2 separate regions of the Homo sapiens genome follow, and region 1 is linked to region 2. Evidence: chromatin loops called from intact Hi-C (ENCODE). Cell type or tissue: HCT116. All regions are shown on one strand. Each heading gives the region's core, and the rest is flanking DNA. Links, peaks and the distances in the headings are about the cores only. Region 1 has its middle 150 kb from the start of MIR325HG. Region 2 overlaps ATP7A (ATPase copper transporting alpha).

What was found. Hi-C counts contacts between places; a loop is a spot of excess contacts. Peaks named below come from ENCODE experiments on the same cell type or tissue, not always from the same donor. Only the 100,000 strongest peaks of a DNase experiment are listed, where the experiment ranks them.
Region 1: a loop joins it to region 2, with 10 times the contacts of the local background. A loop is called at or near these places in 1 of 110 quality-filtered maps.

What each region holds. Positions count from the first base shown.
Region 1 is chrX:77,152,222-77,168,665 of GRCh38, reverse strand. No RefSeq gene overlaps it. Among named protein-coding and RNA genes, the nearest start is that of MIR325HG, 150 kb to the right of the region's middle. In HCT116, for the core only: a CTCF peak has its summit at 8,175 (motif pointing left); a DNase peak (open chromatin) is centred at 8,126.
Region 2 is chrX:78,021,771-78,028,642 of GRCh38, reverse strand. The region is part of intron 14 of ATP7A (ATPase copper transporting alpha); the gene reads right to left. Among named protein-coding and RNA genes, the nearest start is that of PGAM4, 56 kb to the right of the region's middle. In HCT116, for the core only: a CTCF peak has its summit at 3,706 (motif pointing right); a DNase peak (open chromatin) is centred at 4,142; H3K27ac peaks cover 431 bases.

The DNA of each region.
Region 1 (16,444 bases), core at 7,126-9,625, 860 kb after region 2:
GGGAATGGATCTGCCTCACCAAGTGTGTGGGATCTATGTGGGTCTTACTGCCACCTGATACTCCCCATTCCCTGTGTGAACTTTTCTGTGCAGCAGAGGCAGCATCATTCTGCTCTGGATCATCAACCCAGAAGCTTTAGAACCCCCCTACCCCCAAACACCCACAGGGGCTGCTGCTTGCACTGCACATGGAGAGTGAAACCACAAACCCACCTGACCCAGTCCCCACCTTACTTTGCCCCACCACCAGCCCTGGTAGCTTAACACAAAAGACAGAAACTTTGGGGAGCTATAAGGCTCTCCCCATTGTCTGAAAAACCAGAGTACCCACCCTGGGCAACATAAGGGAAGAAAAATCCCACTGCTACTATTGTGCCTGTTGCTCTTTTGCAAGCACCATTTCCTGGCTGGAGGCCAACCAACACAATTTATTACGACATCTCTTGATAGAATAACACTGTGCCCAGGAAAGAGAAAATAGCTGTGTGACCTCAGCTATTACCACTGCCTGCACCACTCTGGCTAACCAGGAGGTCCTGAGTCTGTCCACATAACCAGTTCATTACTGCAATAGCTGCCATTTGAGAAAGCCAACATGCTAAGACTCTCATAACCCAGGAATACCACAGAGTCTATGTCATTTACCTTCCACTCTTATTAGATCTGGTGCTGCTACCCACTGCTGAGGGACTAAAAAAATCCTCAACAAAATACTAACTGATCCAACAACACATCAAAAAGAACACATCATGATAAAGTGAGTTTTATCCCAGAGATTCAGGGATGGTTTAACATACATAAATCAATAAATGTGATACATTGCATGAACAGAATTAAACACAAAAACCATATCATTATCTCAAGAGATGGAGAAAAAGCATTCCATAAAATTCAGCTTTCCTTTATGATAAAAACACTCAACAAACTAGGCATCAAAAGAACCTACCTCAAAATAATGTTATGTAAGACAAACACAGAGTCAACATCGTACTGAATGGGGAAAAGTTGAAAGTATTCCCCCTGAGAACAGGAACAAGGCAAGTTTTCCCACTTTTACCACTCCTATACAACATAATTCTGGAAGTCCTAGCCAGAGCAATTAGGCAAGGGAAAAAAATGAAGGGCGTCAAAATTGAAAAAGAGGAAGTCAAACTATCACTGATTGCAAATGATATGATTATATACCTAGAAAATCCTAAAGACTCCTCCAAAAGACTCTTAGATTTGATTTAAAAAATTCGAAGTATCAGGTTACAAAATCAATGTACACAAATGAGTAGCACTGCTATACACTAACAACAGTCATGCTGAGAATTAAATCAAGAACTCAATCCCTTTTACAACGGCTGCAAGAAAACCCTAGGAATATACTTAACCAAGGAGGTGACAGATATCTACAAAAAGAACTACAAAACACTGCTGAAAGAAATTATAGATAACACAAACAAATGGAAGCATATTACATATTCATGGATTGGAAGAATCAATATTGTGAAAATGACCAGATGGCTGAAAGTAATTTACAGATTTAATGCAATTCCCATCAAAATATGAATATCATTTTTTACTGAATTAGAAAAAGCAATTCTGAAATTTATATGGAATAAAAAGGGCCCAAATAGCCAAAGTAATCCTAAGCAAAAAGAACAATTCAGGGAACATTGCATTGCCACACTTAAAATTATACAACAAGGCTATAGTCACAAAAACAGCATGGTACTGTTATAAAAGTAGATACATAGACCAAATGGACCAGAATAGAGAATCCAGAAGTAAACCAAATATGTGCAACCAACTGATCATTGGCAAGGCATAAAAAATATAATTGGAGAATGGATACCCTATTTAATAAATGGTGCTGGGAAAACTGGAAAGCCACATGTAGAAGAATGAAACTGGATTTTATCTCTCACCTTATACAAAAATCAATGCAAGATGGTTCAAAGACTTAAATATAATACATGAAACCATAACAATTCTACAACACAACATTGGAAAAACTCTTCTAGACATAAGCTTACACAAATAATTCAGGACTAAGATCCTTAAAGCAAGTGCAACAAAACAAAAATAAATAAATGGGACCTAATTAAACTAAAAAGGTTTCTGCACAGTTAAATAATAATAATACCAGAGTAAACAGACAACCCACAGAATGGGAGAAAATATTTGCAATCTATGCATCCAGCAAAGGACTAATATCTAGACTCTACAAGGAACCCAAAGAAATTCACAAGAATAAAACCCAAATAATCCCATCAAAAAGTGGGCAAATGACATGAATAGACATTTCTAAAAAGAAGATATACAAATGGCCAACAGTCATATGGAAAAATGCTCAACATTTCTAATCATCAGAAAAATGCCAATTAAAACCACAGTGAGACACACCTTTACTCCTGCAAGAATAACCATTATTAAAAAGTCAAACAACAATAAATATTGATGTGGATGTGAGGAAAAGAGAACACTTATATCCTGCTGGCTGAATATAAATTAGTACAACTTCTGTGAAAAACAGTATTGAAGATTCCTTACAGAGCGAAAAGTAGATCTATCATTCGACCCAGCAGTCCCACTACTGTGTATTCACACAAAGGAAGAAGAGTCATTATCTGAAAACGACATGCATTGCAACACAATTCACAATTGCAAAGATGTGGAACCAACTTAAGTGCCCATCAACTAATGAGTGGATGAAGAAAATATAGTATAAATACACCATGGAATACTACTCAGCCATAAAAAGGAATAAAATAATGTCTTTGCAGTAACTTGATTGGAGCAGAAAGCCATTATTTTAAGTGAAATAACACAGGACTTAACCAAAAACCATATATTCTCACTTATAAGTCAGAGCTAAGCTACTAGTACACAAAGGCATACAGAGTGATGTAATGGACTTAAGAGACTCAGAAGGGAGAGGTTAGGAGGGGTGTAGGGATAAAAAAACATTAAGTACAATGTACACTACCTGGGTGATGGGTGCACCAAAATCTCACAATTAGCCACTATATAATTCATCCATGAAACAAAAAACCACTTGTACCCCAAAAGCTATGTAAATAAAATATATATATTTTTAAAAATTTAAAAAGAACCAACTTAAGTGCCCATTGACTAATGGGTGGATAAAGAAAATGTGATACATATACACACAATGGAGTACTATTCAGCCATAAAAAAGAATGAGATCTTGTCATTTGCAACTACATGGATGGTACTGGACATCATTATGTTTAGAGAAATAAGCCAGAGACAGAAAGACAAACTTTGCATATTCTCCCTTATTTGTGGGATGTAAAAATCAAAACAATTGATCTAATGGACATAAAGAGTAGAAGGATGGTCATAAGAGGCTGGGAAGGTTAGTGGGGTGGGGTTGATGGGGAAAGGTGGGGATAGTTAATATGTACAAAGTAGAAAAGAATGAATAAGACCTAATATTTGATAACACCACAGGGTGAATATAGTAAATAATAATTTAATTGTACATATAAAATAACTTAAAAAAGTACAATCAGATTGTAACACAAAGGATAAATGTTTGAGGAGATAAATATCCCATTATCCATGATATGCATTGCATGTCTGTATCAGAACATCTCATGTACCCCATAAATATATACACATACTATGTACACACAAAAATTAAAAATTTAAAAATAATGAAAAATACGTTGTGAAACAATTCCTCCAATTAAGCTAATTAACCTATTAACCACCTCACATATTTGCCCCTTCTTCGATGAGAATGCTGAAGATCTATTTTCCTAGCAAATTTCAAGTATACATTACTATTAACAATATTCACCATGATGTACATTATAGCTCCATAACTTTTCACTTTTTAACTGAAAGTCTGCATCCTTTGACTAACCTATTTTTCTCCACCCCTCCAAACCTGACAACCATCATTCCACTCTCAGCTTCTATAAGTCCAACTTTTTTAGATTCCCCATATAAGTAAAATCATACAGTACTTGTCTTTCTGTGTCTGGCTTATTTTACTGAGCATAATGTCTTTCAGGTTCATCCATGTAGTTGAAAATGGCAAGATTTCCTCCTTTTTAAAAGGCTGAATAGTATTTTATTGTGTATATACACATTTTCTCTATTCATTCATCTGTTGACGAACACATAAGTTGTTTCCATACCTGGCTATTGTAAATGAAACTGCAGTGAACATGGGAAGGTAAATGTCTTTTCAGGACAGTCATTTTATTTTCTTTGCGTATATATCCAGAAGTGGGTTTCCCAGGTCATATGGCCTATATTTATTTTTTGGGGAAAGCTCCATACTGTTTACATAATGGTTGTACCAATTTACATTCCCACCTATGATGTACAAGTGTTCCCTTTTCTACAAATTCTTGTCAACATATGTTATTTGACTTGTTGTAGTAACACCCTAACAGGAGTGAGGTGATATCTGTGTGTGGTTTTGATTTGCATTTTCCTGATCATTAGTGATAAATATCCATTCAGGCCCTTTGTCCATTTCTTTATTTAAATACTTCTTTATTTTTAAGTTTTATGAGTACATAGTAAGTGTATGTATTTATGGGGTTCATAAGATATTTTGACAGAGGCATGCAGTGTAAAATAATCACATCATAAGAAGTGAGATACCCATCCCCTCAAGCATTTATCTTTTGCATTACAAACAATCTAATTATACTCTTTCAGTTATTTTAAAATGTACAACTAAATTATTGACTATAGTTAAGTGGTTGTGCTATCAAATAATAGGTCTTATTCATTTACTCTAGTTACCTTTTTGTACACATTAACAATCCCCACATCTCTCCCGCCCAACCACTACCTTTCCTAGCCTCTGGTAACCACCTTTCTACTCTCTATCTCCATGAGATCAATTGTTTTAATTTTTAAATCCCACAAGTAAGTGTAAACATGTGCTTTGTCCTTTTGTGCCTGGCTTATTTCATTTAACATAATGAGCTCCAGTTTCATTCATAATGTTGCAAATGACTAAATCTCATTCTTTTTTATGGCTGAATAGTAGCGTGTAAGTACATTTTCTTTATTCATTCATATGTAGATGAACACTTAGGTTGCTTCCAAATCTTGGCAATTGTGAAGACAGCTGCAACAAACATGAGAGTGCAGATATATCTTCAATATACTAATTTTTTTTTCTTTTGGGTCTATACCCAGCAATGAGATTGTTGGAACATATGATAGCTCTAGTGTTATAAAATAGAGCTGTCCAAGTTGTTCTTCCTAGTAGTTTTACTAATACACACTCCCACCAAGAGTGTATGTGTGTTCCCTTTTCTCCATATCCTCACCAACATTTGTTATTGCCTGTCTTTTGGATATGAGCCATTTTAATTGGGGTGGGATTATATCTCATTATAGTTTTGATTTGCATTTCTCTGATGAACAAAGGTATTGAGTACCAATTCATATCCCTGTTTTCCATTTGTAGGTCTTCTTTTGAGAAATGTCTATTCATATCTTTCACCCATATTTAAATCGTATTATTAGAATTTTTTTCTATAGAGTTGTTCAAGCTTCTCATATATTCCCATTAATAATTCCTTGTCAGATTGGTAGTTTGCAAATATTTTCTTCCATTCTGTGGGTTGTGCCTTCACTTTGTTGATTGTTTGCTTTGCTGAGCAAAAGCTTTCTATCTTGATGTGGTCTCATTTGTCCATGTTTGCTTTGGTTGCCTGTGCATGTGGGGTATTACTCAATAAGTCTTTGTCCAGACCAATGTCCAGGAGAGTTTTCCCAATGTTTTCTTGTAGTAGTTTAATAGTTTGAGATCTTAGATTTAAGACTTTATTCCATTTTGATTTGAGAGATAGGGTCTGGTTTCATTCTTCTGCATATGAATATCCAGTTTTTCCAGCACCATTTATTGAAAAGACTGTCTTTTCTCCAGTGTATGTTCTTGGTACCTTTGTCCAAAATGAGTTCACTGTAGGTGTGTGAGTTTTTTTTTTTTACATTTGTGAGAAGTTTTTTTATGATCAATTATGTGATTAATTTTAGAGTATGTGCCATGTAGCAATAAGAAGAATGTATATTTGTTGTTTTTGAGAGGAGAGTTCTGCAGACGTCTATTGGGTCCATTTGATCTAGTGCTGAGTTTAGGTCCTGAATATCTTTGTTAACTTTGTGCCTCTATGATATAAAACTGTCAGTAGGGTGTTGAAATTTCCAGTGTGGGAGTTCACATCTTTTTCAAGGTCTGTAAGAACTTGCTTTTAAGATCTTTATAAATTCATAAATCTGGGTGCTCCTGTCTTGGGTGCATATATACTTAGGATAGTTAGCTTTTCTCATTGAATTGAACCCTTTACCATTATGTAATGCCCTTTTTGTCTTTTAAAAATCTTTTTAGGTTTAAAGTCTGTTTTGTCTGAAATTAGGTTTGTAACCTCTGCTTTTTTCTGTTTTCCTTTTGCTTGGTAAATTTCTCTTCATCTTTTTATTTTGAGTCTATGAGTGGCATTTCATGTGAAATTGGTCTCTTGAAGACAGCATACTAATGGGTCTTTGTTTGTTATCCAGCTTGTCACTCTGTGTCTTTAATTGGGGCATTTAGCCTATTCAAATTCAAGGTTAGTATTGATATGTATGGATTTGATTCTGTCATTATAACATTAGCTGGTTATTTTACAGACTGGTTTATGTGGTTGCTTTATAGTGTCACTGATTTGTATACTTCAGTGTGTTTTTGTTGTGGCTGGTAATGGTCTTTTTTATATTTAGTGCTTTCTTCAGGAGCTCTTGTAAGGCAGGTCTGATGGTAATGAATTCCTTCAGCATTTGCTTGTTTGAGAAGTATCTTATTTCTTCTTTGCTTATAAAGCTTATTTTGGCTTGGAATTTCTTTAATGATGTTGAATATTGGCCCCAAATCTCTTCTTTATAGGGTTGCTGCTGAGATGTGTGCTGTTAGCTTGATGGACTTCTCTTTGTAGGTTACTTGGCCTTTCTCTCTAGCTGCCTTTAACATTGTTTTCTTACATTTTGACATTGGAGAATCTGATGATTATGTGTCTTGGGGATGATCTTCTTGGGAAGTATCTTACTGAGTTTCTCTGCATTTTCTGAATTTGCCTATTGGCCTGTCTAGCTAGGTTGAGGAAGTTGTCATGAATGATATCCCAGAATATGTTTCCTGAGTTTCTTCCATTCTCCCCATCTATTTCAGAGACAGCAATGGGTCATAGTTTTGATCTCCTTACACAGTTCCATATTATTCAGAGATTTTGTTTTTTTCTTTTCATCCTTTTTTCTCTATTATTGTCTGACTGTCTTATTTCAGAAAGCCAGTCTTCAAGCTCTGAGATTCTTTCCTAAGCTTTGTTTATTCTGTTCTTAATATTTATGATTAAATTATAAAACTATTGCAGTGTGCTTTACAGCTCTGTCAGGTTGATTATGTTTTTTACTATACTGGCTATTTTGTCTCTCAGCTTCTGTATTATTTTATTGATTTTCTTCCTTGTATTGGCTTTGAACGTACCCTGAATCTCAATTATCTTAATTCCTATTTATATTCTGAATTCTATTTCTGTCATTTTAGCCATCTCAGCCCAGCTCAGAACCCCAGTTTTAAAGCTAGTGTGATTGTTTGGAGTAAAGAAGGCACTCTGGCTTTTTGAGCTGTCAGATTTCTAGTTCTGGTTCTTTCTCATCTTTCTGTGCTGGTGTTACTTCAGTCTTTGAAATTGCTGTTTTTTGGATTTTTCCTTTTATCCTATCTGATAATCTTGAGCATTTTATTATAGTATAAGGTGGGTTCAGTTGACTGGCTTCATTTCTGGAAAATTTTAGGGTCCAAGTTTCAGCTCCCAATTTCTGGACTGCCTACTCTATCTCTGGGGGACTTGTATTGCACCTTGGCTTTGTTCTTTGGCTCCTCTATGTGAGCAACTCACTGCTCTGTGAAGGCAATGTGCTCTTGGACTGCTGGTTACCACACTTTGATCAGTGGTGCCAGTTAAAACATTTTATAGGGTGGTGGCAGCAGGATCCATCCTTGCATATGCCAGGTGCAGCAGCCAGCATGGCAGAGTGCACACTCATTGGCTGAGGAAGAATGCTAGTGGGTGCTGGGGTGCCTGTCTTTGTGCATTCATTCATAGCAGAGGTGGAGGCAGCATGGCTCAGGCGGAGAGGCGCCCCCTGCTGGCCACTGTGCATGCCATTGCTCTGGTGGTGGTGTTAGCATGGGGACAAGGCACTGGTGGGCACAGGTTTATGTGTGCACTCTGTGGCTGCTCATAGTAGGGGAAGGTCTGCTGTTCATGCCTAGTTTCACTCTAGCACCCATGTTGTCACTGGGGCAAAAGGCTGGTTAGGGCAGGGCTGAGAGGCTCTGTGCCTACCAGGGCTCCAAAGGCAGTGGAGGTACAGTGGGTGGGTGGGGGATCAGAGTGCATTTCTGCTGGCAGAAGTTATAGGGCATGGTGCACATGCACACAAGTGCTGGTGGGATAAGTATGGCAAAATTTCTCCATGCATATACACACTGGCAAAGTGATGTGGGGGGATTGCCATGGGCCTAGGGAAAGCTGCAGTGATGGGAGAGAGCAGATGGGCTGGTCAGTGGCATGGAGACAAACCTACTGGAGCTTTCTGTCAGTTAGGCATGGTCTTTTAGTGCAAGAGGTATGATGTGGGTCCTCAGGGAACTTAAGGCTGCACTGCAAGTAGGTGTGGCCAGGATGGGGTCCTGATAGAGGCCAGCAGACCAAGAGGTGCTCAGGTCAGACTGACCCCATTTGAAGGGCAAGACCACCCTGCAGATTTCAGGTGTAGAAGTTCCCTTAGGGCTAAAGTTTTCTATGGAAGCAAGTTGAGCCCAGGAGGATGGGAGTCCTTAGCCATGTTCTGCCACAGACACTCCCACACCAAACCCTCTGGGCTTGACACTGGCTGCCCCTACCACTTCTCTAAACAGCTCTTCCTGCCAACATAAGAGTCTGGTGGTTGAGAGGTCTCCTCCTGACAGGATTCCAGAGGTCCATGGCAAAAGCAGGTTGCTCTCTGCCAGTTTGACTCACCCGTTCCCCTGAAGTCATTGGTGGCCAGGAATGATCCCCTGTATTGTGGCCACAGGGTAGTAGCCCGGTGGAAGGTTCCCAGCTTTCTCCATCTTCAGCCCAGCTTCTGTGTCTTCCATCCATTTGCTCTCAGTGCCTTCCCTCTGATGATCTGTTAAGAGTGTGCCAGTTGTCCTGATCCCTTAGTGGCAGGTGTTCCATCTGGCTGTGTGTATTCAGCTATCTTGCCTGAATCCTAATTCTCCTTCTTTTTAAATGATAGTTTTGCTGGATATTAAATACTTGGTTGAAAGTTTTTTCTTTCAATACTTTAAATATGTCACCCTACTTTTTAGGGCATTCATAGTTTCTGGTGAGAAAATAGCTGCCAATGTTGATGACTATTTCTTGAATGTGTCAAGTAGCTTATCTTTTGCTGCTTTCAAGATTTTTTTTTGGTCAGTTTGATTATGTATTGGAGTATAACTGTTCGTTTAAATAACTTGTAGTTCATTGAGCTTCCTGTATGTTTAGATCATGTTTTTTTAATCAAATTTGGGACTTTTAAACCATTTTTTATACATTCTTACATTGCTTTTTTCTCTTTCCTCTATTTCTGGAACTCCTATTGTCACATTCTATATTGGTACACTTGATGGTTTCCCACAGGCCTCTTGGACTCTGTTCATTTTTCTTCTTTTTTTCTGTTTCTCAGACTGGATAATTTCAATTTCCTGTCTTCCAGTTCACTAATTATTTTCTGCTTGCTCAAATCTGCTGTTGAAAACCTCTAGTGAATTTTGTTTTTGAATTATTTTAGTTTTCGGCTGTAGAATTTTTTTTGAAAAATACATTTTTTCTTTATTGATATTCTCTATTTCTTAGAATGTTTTCCTTATGACTTCCTTTAGTTCTTTGTCCATGGTTTCATTTAGCTCTTTGAGCATATTTAAGACAGTTAACAATATTTTTTGAGCAGTAAGTACCATGATCTGTGTTTCCTTAGAAACAATTTCTGTTACTTTCTTAAGAAAATGAGACATAGTTTTTGTTCCTTTGCATGCTTCATATTTTTTTGTTAAAATGAGCCTTTTGGCAATGATAATGTGGTAGCTCGGAAAATAGATTCTCCACCTCCCATAGCAGGAGTTGTTGTTGCTTGCTGTGAGTTGTAACTGTTTGTCTATTGACTGCTTTTAAATCTAATTTTTATGTAATTTTAAAAGACCTTATTATTGGCTGTGTATGGTCTCTGAAATTTCTGTTTCTTTAGTTGATGGTCAGCTAGCAATTTGACAGATTTTTCTTAAACAGTTGGACTGAAAAAGACACAAAACTGTTCCATTCTTTGCAGACTGTCTTTGTTTTGGGCCACTCCTTTAAGATTAAGGTGGTCCAGTTAACACTCTGTCTTAGCCTTCACTTCCTGCTTTCACAGAGCGTAAAGATTAGCCAGAGATGAGAGGTAAGTTCTTTTGAGGTATTTTCTGAACATGTACCCTATCTTGGGCAGGTGTGTGGCTCTTACTTTCTATCTTTTAGTTTGGATAATTTCTATTAACTTTTCTCCAATTTATTTTTATTTTATTTTAAAGTTCTGGGGTATTTGTGCAGAATGTGCAGATTTGTTACATAGGTAAAAGTGTGCCATGGTGGTTTGCTGCACCTATCAACCCATCACCTAGGTATTAAGCCTGGTATGCATTAGTTATTTTCCTGATGTGCTCTCCCCACTGCCCTCCTCTGACAGGCCCCAATGTGTGTTGTTTTCTTCCCTGTGTCCATGTGTCTTCATTGCTCAGCTCCCAGTTATAAGTGAGAAAATGCAGTGTTTTATTTTCCATTCCTGCATTAGTTTGCTGGGTACAATGGCTTCCAGCTTCATTCATGTCCCTGCAAAGGATATGATCTCCTTCTTTTTTGTGGTTGCATAGTATTCCATGGTGTATATGTACCACATCTTCTTTATCCAATCTATCATTGATGAGCATTTGGGTTGATTCCATGCCTTTGCTATTGTAAATAGTGCTGCAATTAACATACACATGGATGTATCTTTATAATAGAATGATTAATATTCATTTGGGTATATTCAGTAATGGGATTGCTGGTTCAAATGGCATTTCCAGTTCTAAGTCTCTGAGGAATTGCCAACAGTATTCCACAATGGTTGAACTAATTTACATTTCCATCAACAGTGTAAAACTTTCCTATTTCTCTGCAACCTTGCCAACAATCTGTTGCTTTTTGACTTTTTAATAATCACCACTTTAACTCTTATGTGATGTTATCTCATTGTGATTTTGATTTGCATTTCTCTAGTGATCAATGATGTTGAGCTTCTTTTCATGTTTGTTGGCCACGTGTATGTCTTCTTTTGAGAAATGTCTGTTCATGCCCTTTGTCCACTTTTTGATGGGGCTATTTGTTTCTTTCTTGTAAATTTGCTTAAATTCCTTGTAGATTCTGGATATTACACCTTTTTCAGATGAATGGCCTCAATTTCATAACTCATTATTGATCTTTTCAGGGATTCAATTTCTTCCTGGGTCAGTCTTCGGAAGTAGTACGTGGACAGAAATTTATCGATTTCTTCTAGATTCTCTAATTTATGTGCATATAGATGTTTATAGTGTTATCTGATGGTTGTTTGTATTTCTGTGGGGTCAGTGGTGACATCTGCCTTATCATTTCTTTCTTTTTTTTATCATTTCTTATTGTATTTGTTTGAATCATCTCTGTTTTCTTCTTTGTTAGTCTAGCTAGTGGTCTATTTTATCATTATTTTTCACTAAACCAGCTCCTGGATTCGTTGATCTTTTGAACGGCTTTTTATGACTCTATCTCCTTCAGTTCAGCTCTGATTTTGGTTATTTATTGTCTTCTGCTAGCTTTGGAATTTGTTTTCTCTTGGTTCTCTAGTTTTATTAGTTGTGCTGTAAGGTTGTTAACTTGATATCTTTCTTCCTTTGGTTGTGGGCATGTATTGCTATAAGTTTCTCTCTTAACAATGCCTTAGCTGTGTCCCAGAGATTGTGGTACATTGTATATTTGTTCTTAATAGTTTCAAAGAACTTCTTGATTTCTGCCTTAATTTTATTATTTACCCAAGTCACTCAGGAGCAGGTTATTAAATGTCTACGTAATTATATAATTTTGAGTAGATTTCTTGCTAGATTTCTAATTTGATTGTACCGTGGTCCAAGATACTGTTTGTTATGATTTCAGTTCTTTTGCGTTTGTTTAGGAGTGTTTTATTTCTGATTATGTGACTGATTTTAGAGTGAGTGCCATGTGGCAATAAAAAATGTATATTTTGTTATTTTTGGGTGGAGATTTCTGTAGATACCTCCATGTCCATTTGATCCAGTATTGATTTTAGGTCCCGAATATCTTTGTTAATTTTCTATGTTGATGATCTGTCTAATATTGTCAGTTGGATGCTAAAATCTCACACGATTATTATGTGGGAGTCTAAGATTTTTTGTAGGTCTTTAAGAACTTGTTTTATGAATCTAGGTGCTCCTGTATTGGGAGCATATATATTTAGGATAGTTAGCTTTTCTTGTTGAATTGAGCCCTTTACCATTATTTAATGCCCTTCTTTGTCTCTAATAATATTTGTTGGCTTAAAGTCTGTTTTGTCAGAAACTTGGATTGCAACCCCTGCTTTTTTCTGCTTTCCATTTGCTTGGTAAAATTTCCTTCATCCCTTTATTTTGAGCCTGTGTGTGTCTTTGCATATGAGATGGTCTCTTGAAGACAGTATACCAATGGGTCTTGGTACTTTCAGCTTGCCACTCTGTATCTTTTACTTGGGGGCATTTAGCTCATTTATATTTCAGATTAGTATTTATATGTGTGGATTTGATCCTGTCATCATAATGCTAGCTGGTTATTTTATGAACTTGTTTATGTGGTGGCTTTATAGTGTCACTGTTCTGTGTACTTCAGTGTGTTTGTTAGTGGCTAGTAGTGGTATTACCTTTCCATATTTAGTGCTTCCTTCAGGAGCTCTTGTGAGTCAGGCCCGGTTTTAACAAATTTCTTCAGCATTTGCTTGTCTGTAAAGGATCTTATTTCTTATTCTCTTATGAAACTTAGTTTGGCCAGATATGGAATTTTGTGTTGGAATTTCTTTTTTCTCTTTCTTTCTCTCTCTTTCTTTCTTTCTTTCTTTCCTTCCTCCCTTCTTTTCTTTTTCTTTTCTTTCTTTTTTTTTTTTTTTGCAACTGTTGTGTGTAGGCCCCAGTCACTTTTGGCTTGTAAGTTTTCAGCTGAGAAGTCTGCTGTTAGTGTGATGGGCTTCCTATTGTAGGTGATCCGGCCTTCCTCTCTAGCTGCCTTCAATATTTTTTCTTTCATTTTGACTTAGGAGAATCTGATAATTATATGTTTCGGGGTTACCTTCTCATGGAGTATTTTACCGGGGTTCTCTGCATTACCTGAATCTGAATGTTGGCTTGCTTAGCTAGGTTAGAGAAGCTGTCATGGAAAATATGCTGAAATATGCTTTCCAAATTGGTTCCATTCTCCCCATCTACTTCAGGTATACCAGTCAGTCACAGATTTGGTCTCTTTACACGATTCCATATGTTTTTCTCTATTCTTGTGTGCTTATCTCATTTCAGAAAGACAGTCTTCCAGCTCTGAGATTCTTTCCTCAGGTTGGTCTATTCTGCTATTAATACTTGTGATTGCATTATGCAATTCTTTTATTGTGCTTTTTTCAAACCAACATATATATTTTTTATTTCACTTTAAGTTCTGTATTACGTGTGCAGAACATGCAGGTTTGTTACATAGATATACATGTGCCATGGTGGTTTGCTCCACCTATCAAGCCGTCATCTAGGTTTTAAGCCCCACATGCATTAGGTATTTGTCCTGATGCTCTCCCTCCCCTTGTCCCCCACCCCCAAAAGGCCCCAATATGTGATGTTCCCCTCCCTGTGTCCATGTGTTCTCATTGTTCAACTCCCACTTATGAGTGAGAACATGTGGTGTTTGTTTTTTGGTTCCTGTGTTAGTTTGCTGAGACTGATGGCTTCCAGCTTCATCCATGTCCCTGCAAAAGACATGAACTTATTCTTTTTTATGTCTGCATAGTATTCCATGGTATATATGTGCCACACTTTCTTTATCCAGTCTATCATTTATGGGCATTTGGTTTGGTTGCAAGTCTTTGCTATTGTAAATAGTGCTGCGATAAACATATGTGTGCATGTGTCTTTATAGTAGAATGATTTATAATCCTTTAGGTATATACCCAGTAATGGGATTGCTGGGTCAACAAGGAAATGGTATTTCTGATGTCTTTGGTATTACCAGCTTTTTTAAGGCTTAACAGAAACAAAGCAAATAAAGTAATTAACCACTTCATATTTATATATGTGCAAATTTCACAAAAGGGTACGTGTGTATGTATGAACACACACTCACATACACTCACACCCACTCACACCACGTACAAGGTCATAACCAGACCCAAGTACAGGTGCCCTTTAGATGTATCTAAGCAAATGTAGTTGTGGGTAATCACAACTGAAAGTAAAACATAACATAAAAGTTCCAATTACAGTTATCCCCTAAGATAGCCTGTAAATTACAGTTTTTACCAAGGACAGGATCAGAGAGCATTTATCTGCATCTCCCTCTGTGGTTTGATAACAACTTGACGTGTTCGCCAGGCACAGAATAGAGAAAGATTTGACTAGACGCTGAATGGGCCTCATTAGTAGAAACTCACTACTTTCTACATTCAGCAGGCAGGCTTTGATCCAGAACTCCCCACACCGCAGCTCTGTTTGGGGCTTGCTGAGAGTTTTAGGAAGCTTTCACCAAGAAATGCTTTTTGTGCAGCCTGTACCGAAAAACATGTTCTATGTTTTTCTTAATATCAACATCAAATTTGGAAGAATACACTTACATGTGTTCTATTCTTTTCTGGGATACCGCCTTCAGCTCTTAGAAAACATGCTGTGGTCGCTAAAGGTTGCACTGATTACCTCTTTGAGCCGAGGTGCGGATTCAGAGAGACAAGCTCTATCCTACTGCTGATCATTCATGATGCTTGTCTCCAAGGGAGGGCTTCATGGCAGGTAACCTGTGAAGTCACAAAGGCCCCCCTCTGAGAAAAGCTCACATTTGGTTTAATGCTGTGTGGTAGCTGTCTTGAAACTCTTTTTTTTCCTTTTTTAAATTATATTTTAAGTTCTAGGGTACACGTGCACAAGGTGCAGGTTTGTTATGTATACATGTGCCATGTTGGTTTGCTGCACCCATCAACTAGTCATTTATATTAGGGATTTCTTCTAACTCTATCCCTCCCCTAGTCCCCCACCCCCCAACAGGCCCTGGTATGTGATGATCTCCTCCCTGTGTCCATGTGTTCTCATTGTTCAACTCCCACTTATGAGTGAGAACATGCTGTGTTTGATTTTCTGTCCTTGTGATATTTTGCTGAGAATGATGGTCTCCAGCTTCATCCATGTCCCTGCAAAGGACATGAACTCATCCTTTTTTACGGCTGCACAGTACTCCATGGTGTATATGTGCCACATTTTCTTTATCCAGTCTATTATTGATTGACATTTGGGTTGGTTCCAAGTCTTTGCTATTGTGAATAATGCCACAATAAACATACATGTGCATGTGTCTTTATAGTAGCATGATTTATAATCATTTGGGTATATACCCAGTAATGGAATTGCTGGGTCAAATGGTATTTCTGGTTCTAGATCCTTGGGGAATCGCCCTCTGTCTTCCACAATGGATGAACTAATTTACACTCCCACGAACAGTGTAAAAGTGTTCCTATTTCTCCATATCCTCTCCAGCATCTGTTTCCTGACTTATTAATGATCACCATTCTAACTGGTGTGAGATGGTATCTCATTGTGGTTTTGATTTGCATTTCTCTGATGGCCAGTGATGATGAGCATTTTTTTCATATGTCTGTTGGCTGCATATGAGTCTTGTTTTGAGAAGTGTCTGTTCATATCCTTGGCCCAAGTTTTGTTGGGGTTGTTTTTTTTCTTGTAGATTTGTTTAAGTTCCTTGTAGATTCGAGATATTAGCCCTTTGTCAGATGAATAGATTGCTAACATTTTCTCCCATTCTGTAGGTTGCCTCTTCACTCTGATGGTGGTTTCTTTTGCCATGCGGAAGCTCTTTACTTCAATTAGATCCCACTTGTCTATTTTGGCTTTTGTTGCCATTGCTTTTGGTGTTTTAGTCATGAAGTCTTTGCCCATGCCTATGTCCTGAATGGTATTGCCTGGTTTTGTTCTATGGTTTTTATGGTTTTAGGTCTTACATTTAAGTCTTTAATCCATGTTGAGTTAATTTTTGTATAAGGTGAAAGGAAGGGATCCAGTTTCAGCTTTGTACATATGACTAGCCAGTTTTCCCAG
Region 2 (6,872 bases), core at 2,357-4,856:
TTGCTGGTCTGTGCACGGGCTCACATCTGTAATCCCAGTACTTTTGGAGGCTAAGGCAGGAGGATCATTTGAGGCCAGGAGTTTGAGACCACCCTGGGCAACATGGTAAGACCTCATCTCTACAAAAAAAATTTGTGAAAAATTAGCCAGGTATGGCCGGGCACAGTGGCTCACGCCTGTAATCCCAGCACTTTGGGAGGCCAAGGCAGGTGGATCACCTGAGGTCAGGAGTCCGAGACCTGCCTGGCCAACATGGTGAAACCCCGTCTCTATTAAAAATGCAAAAATTAGCTGGGCATGGTGGCACATGCCTGTAATCCCAGCTACTTGGGAGGCTGAGGCACAAGAATTGCTTGAACCTGGAAGGCAGAGGTTGCAGTGAGCCGAGATCATGCCATTGCACTCCAGCCTGGGTGACAAGAGCGAAACTCGGTCTCAAAAAAAAAAAAAAAATTAGCCAGGGATGGTGGTGCATGCCTGCAGTTGCAGCTACTCGGGAGGCTAAGGTAAGAGAATCGCTTAAGCCCAGAAGTTTGAGGCTGCAGTGAGCCATGATTGCACCACTGCATTCCTGCCTGGGCAACAGAGCGAGACCCTGTCTCAAAAATAAATAAATAAATAAATAAATAAATAAATAAATAAATAAATACCAAAAAAACTTCCCAACAATCCTTTTGTTCAGTGTGTACTAAACAGACATGAATCACTTAAAGAAACTTTTTAATATTACAGTAGTGGGCTGGACACAGTGGCTCATGTCTGTAATCCCATATAATAATATCATATATTGAATAGGGTGTCCTTTCCCCATTGCTTGTTTTGGTCAACTTTGTTGAAGATCAGTTGGTTGTAGGTGTGTGGTTTTATTTCTGGGTTCTCTATTTTGTTCAATTGATCTACATGTCTATTTTTGTATCAATACCATGCTTTTGATTACTATAGCCTTGCAGTATAATTTGAAGTCAGGTAATGTGATGCCTCTAGTTTTATTCTTTTTGCTTAGGATGGCTTTGGCTATTTAGGTTCTTTTTCCATATGAATTTTAGGATTGCTTTTTTAATTCTGTGACAGAGGACATTAGTTTTATAGGAATTGTGTTGAATCTATAGATTGCTTTGGACAGTATGGTAGTTTTAATATTAATGCTTCCAATCCATGGGCATGGAATGTTTTTCCATTTGTTTGTGTCTTCTTCAGTTTCTTTCATCAGTGTTTTATGCTTCTCTCTGTAGAGATCTTTCACCTCCTTGGTTAAATGTATTCCTAGGTATGTTTTGTGTGTGATTATTGTAAATGGGATTGAGTTCTTGATTTAGTTCTCGAGTTGGACGTTGCTGGTGTATAGAAATGCTAATAATTTTTGCATGTTGATTTTATACCCTGAAACTTTACTGAAGTAGTTTATCTGGTCTGGGAGTCTTTTGGAGAAATCTTTATGGTTTTCTAGGTATAGAATCATGTCATCAGGAACAGAGATTTTTTTTTTTTTTTTGAGACGGAGTTTTGTTCTTGTTGCCCAGGCGGCAGTTCAATGGCGTGATCTAGGCTCAGTGAAACCTACACCTCCTGGGTTCGAGCAATTCTCTTCCCTCAGTCTCGCAAGTAGCTGGGATTACAGGTGCGTGCCACCATGCCTGGCTAATTTTTGTATTTTTTAGTAGAGATAGGGTTTCACCATGTTGGCCAGGCTGGTCTTGAACTCCCAACCTCAGGGGATCCACCCGCCTCGGCCTCCCAAAGTGCTGGGATTACAGGCATGAGCCACCGCGCCCGGCCGAAATGCATTAACTTCATTGTTTACCCAAAAGTTATTCAGGAGTTGGTTGTTTAGTCTCCCTGTACTTGTGTGGCTTTTAGAGTTCCTCTTGGTATTGATTTCTAATTTTATTCCACTGGAGTCTAGGAAGACGCTTGATCTGATCTAGTTGTTTTTTAATTTATTGAGACTTGCTTTATGATCAAGCCGATGATCAATGTTAGGGAATGTACCATGTTCATATGAGAAGAATATATACTCTGTGGTTATTGAGTGGAGTATTCCGTAGATATCTATTAGGGCCATTTGGTTGAGAATCCAATTTAAGTGCAGAGTTTCTTTGCTAATTTTTGTCCTTGATGATCTCTCTAGTGCTGTCAGTGGGGTACTGAAGTCCTCCACTATTATTGTATGGCAGTCTACCTCTTTTTGTAGGTCTAGCAGTATTTGTTTTATAAATCTGGATGCTCCAATGTTGGGTGCATATGTATTTAAGATAGTTAAATCTTCTTGTTGAATTGAGATCTTTATCATTTTGTAGTGCCCTTCTTTGCCTTTTTTTAAAACTATTGTTGATTTAAACTCTGTTTTATGTAATACAAGAATAGCAACCCCTGCTCTTTGTTTTCCATTTGCATGATAGATCTTTCTCCATCCCTTCACCTTCAACCTATGAGTTATTACCTTTGAGATGGGTCTCTTGATGACAGCAAAAGGATGGATCTTGTTTTTTTATTCCAATTTGCCACTCTATGTCTTTTAAGTGGAGTATTTAGGCCATTTACATTCAAGTTTAATATTGATATATGAGTTTTTGTTCCTTATGGTAGTGTTTGCTAGTTTCTTTGTAGTCTCAATTGTGTAATTGCTTTATAGGGTCTGTGAGCTTTGTATTTATATATGTTTTTGTGGTAGCAAGTATCATTCTTTTGTTTCCATGTTCAGAACTTCTCTGAACATTTCTTATAGCTCTGGTCTGGTGGTGATGAATTTCCTTACTGTTTGCTTGTCTGAGGAAGACTTTGTTTCTACTTCATGTATGAAGCTTAATTTGGCAGGATATGAAATTCCTGGTTGCCAGTTTTTTTTTTCTTTAGGGAAACTAAAAATAGGCTCTCAATCACTTCCAGCTTGTAACATTTCCACTGAGAAGTCTGCTGTTAGCCTGATGGGTTTTGCTCTGTAGGTAATTTGGCCCTTTTCTGTAGCTGCCTTTAAGATATTTTTCTTTTGCATTGACTTTGGATATTCTAATGCCTGTGTGCCCTGAGGATGGTCATCTTGTATAGTGTCTTGCAGGAGTTCTCTGGATTTGAAATTTCTTTACTGAATTTTTCAGTTCCAGCAGTTCCATTTGTTTTTTTTCTTAATATGGCTACCTCGTCTTGCATATCCTGAATCGTTTTTCTGGTTTCTTTACATTGGATTCCAACTTTCATTTGGATCTCATTGAGGTTTCCTTGCAATCCATATTTTAAATTACTTATCTGTCTGCTTAGGATCCGTTGCTAGAGAGCTATTACAATCGTTTGGCGGTGTGAAAACACTTTTTGTACTGCTAGAGTTCTTGCACTGATTCTTTCCCATCCAAGGGAACTTTTGCTTCCTGTTTTTGAATTTGCTATCATTTCCAAGGGACGTTTTCTTTCCTTCTTTTTTTTCCCTTGGGTGCTTTACTGTGGTGCATGTTGTGTGTGATCATTTAGCTTTGTTTTTGGTGCTTTCAGGGGTCCAAGGTGCTGTACAGATTACTTGGTTGTGGATAGCTTCTATGCCATAGCTTTCTCAGATGCTGCTTTTTGTAGTGAGGTATTAGCCATTAGAGCTAACAATCTCCTATAGGGTTTAGGGTGCAGAGGTCCCTGTGGACTTATCTTAAGGGCTAGAACTAAGCCCTTCTGTTAGCAGATTTTAAATTTTATGATGCAGTTCAGGATACACACCAGTAGATGGCACTCAAGAGTAAGAGACAGCAGGTAGGTTGGTGCCAGGTAGAAGCACCTGCCCTGATGCAGGGGTGGTGGGAAGAGATTATATTAGGGTGCACTCGCACTCCTGATCCTGTGCCAGCAAGAACATGATCAGCTTCTCTTTTGTGCCCTTGTTATAGGGCTCCTGACCTTCATTTCATAAGGACTTTGTCCTTTGGTTCCCATGAGTATGCCCCTCTGATAGCTACCACTAAAATGGGTTTGGGTTAGTCTTTTCCCCCAGACCAAAGCAGGCAACTCAGTGATTTGTCTGTCCCTCCTTGCTGGGACAGTGCCACTCTGTCGGGAGAGGGAGTTGAGCCTCGCCCTTGGAAAAAACCCAAGCGGCACGTGACTCACTTGCAGTAGGGGTGGAGCCACCATGAAAAGCATGAAATATGCTTTGTCCAAGTGTGCGCTAGCTGGCCCCTGGTGGGAAATAGCACTGCTGCATCCGCAGCACTGTAGGTGTGGGGGAAGGGTGTGGCAGGAGATGATCTTCTCTCCATGTCTAACCCTAATCCTATCTACCATACTGTCCAAAGCAATCTATAGATTCAACACAATTCCTATAAAACTACTAATGTTCTCTGTCACAGAATTTAAAAAGCAATCCTAAATTTCATATGGAAAAAGAACCTAAATAGCCGAAGCAATCCTAAGCAAAAAGAATAAAACTAGAGGCATCACATTACCCGACTTCAAATTATACTAAAAGACTATAGTAATCAAAACAGCGTGGTATTGATACAAAAATAGACACGTAGATCAACTGAACAAAATAGAGAACCCAGAAATAAAGCCCACACCTACAACCAACTGGTCTTCAACAAAGTTGACAAAAACAAACAATGGGGAAAGGACACCCTATTCAATATATGGTGCTGGGAAAACTAGCTAGCCATATGCAGAAGAATGAAACTGGACTCATATCTCTCACCATATAAAAAAATTAACTCAGGATAGATTGAAGACTTAGATGTAAAACCTCAAACTATAAAAACCCCAAGAAAACCTGGGAAAAACTCTTCTAGACATTATCCTAGGGAAAGAATTTATGACTAAGACCTCAAAAACAATTGCAACAAAACCAAAAATTAATAAAGGAGATTTAATTAAACGAAAGAGCTTCTGCACAACAAAAGAAACAATCAACAGAATAAACACAGAACCTACAGAATGGGAGAAAATATTTGCAAAGTATGCATCCAACAAAGGACTAATATCTAGACTCTATATGAAACTTAAATCAACAAGGATAAAACAACCCTATTTAAAAGTGGGCAAAGGGCATAAATAGACACCTCTCAAAAGAAGACATACAAGTGATAAAAAAAAACACATGAAAAAATACTCAACATCACTAATCATCAGGGAAATGCAACTTAAAACCACAATGAAATACCCCTTCACACCAGTCAGAATGGCTATAATTAAAAAAATCAAAAAATAACAGATGTTGGCAACGATGCAGAGAAAAGGGAACACTTATATACTGTTGGTGGGAATGTAAATCAGTTCAACCTCTACGGAAAACAGTCTGGAGATTTCTCCAAGAACTTAAAATATAACTACCATTTAACCCAGCAATCCCACTACTGGATATCTACCCAAAGGATTTTCTTATATTTATTTTAAATTGTTTTATCAAAAGACAACTGCATGTGTGTGTTTATCACAGCACTCTTCACAATAGCAAAGACATGGAGTCACCCAGGTGCCCATCAATGGTGGACTGGATAAAGGAAATGTAGTACATATACACCATGGAATACTATGCAGCCATAAAAAAAGAAATCATGTCCTTTGAGTAGCATAGGTGAAGCTGGAGGCCATTATCCTAAGTGAGTTAACGTAGGGACAGAAAATCAAATACTACATGTTCTCACTTATAAGCAGGAGCTAAACAATGGCTACACATGGACATAAAGATGAAATCAATGAGCAGTGGGGCCTCCAAAAGGTGAGAAGAAGGGAGGGGGGCAAGGGATGAAAAACTACTTATTGAGTACTATGTTCACTGTTTGGGAGATGGGGTCACTATAAGCCTAAACCCCAGCATCACCCAATATACCCATGTAATAAACAATATATCCACGGGCCGGGCACAGTGGCTCATGCCTGTTATCCCAGCACTTTGGGAGGCCGAGGCAGGTGGATCACCTGAGGTCAGGAATTTGAGACCAGCCTGACCAACATGGCGAAACCCCATCTCTACTAAAAATACAAAAATTAGCCGGGCATGGTGACATAAGCCTGTAATCCCCGCTACTCAGGAGGCTGAGGCATGAGAATCACTTGAACCTGGGAGGTGGAAGTTGCAGTGAGCCGAGATCGTGCCACTGCACTCCAGCCTGGGCAACAGAGCAAGACTCTGTCGCAATAAATAAATAAATAAATAAATAAATAAACAAACAAACAAACAAACATGCACATGTACCTCCTGAATAAAAAATAAAATAAATAAATACAACAAAGTAAGACTTTATTTACTTTGAGTAGGAGTCTCGCTCTGTTGCCCAGGCTGGAGTACATTAGTGCCATCATGGCTCACTGCAGCTCTTATCAGTAACAGTTTTACAGTGTTAGGTTAAGTTCTCAAATACTTAAATATTCATCCAAGAATTATAGATCTATATAGAAACACAGCTGGAAGGGGCTTTCATAGATTTCTAGGCTTATGCTTCCATAAACTTCACATATGTATACATGTTGTTATAGAAAAAGAACAGATTCTTGTCACACGACCAGGAAAAGATTAGGTCTGCAGACACTTTGAAGGGCGAGGGGAAAGGAATTTATTGGCCAAAAAGGAAAAAGGAAAAACAACTCAACAAAATGAGATTGAGTCCTGTTAACAGGCTCTCCACCTCACCGACTGAACCCCAGGTACCACCCAGGAACAGGTCAGTCCAGACTCCTTCCCTATACAAACGGGGTGAACTTCCAGGGGCCCCACCCCATCCTCCCAGTGCGTAGGTGGACATTATTTAGAAAGAATCAGTCGGGGGTAGGGGAGTAGGGCAGGCTTCATCTGGGACCAGCAGTCCGGTTTTTCAACCTTCAGGATGTTTTAGGCTTGAAAGTTTTCAACCTTCAGGGGTTTCGCAGGGGGACCCTTGGCTGTCACCTGCATCTGTCAATAT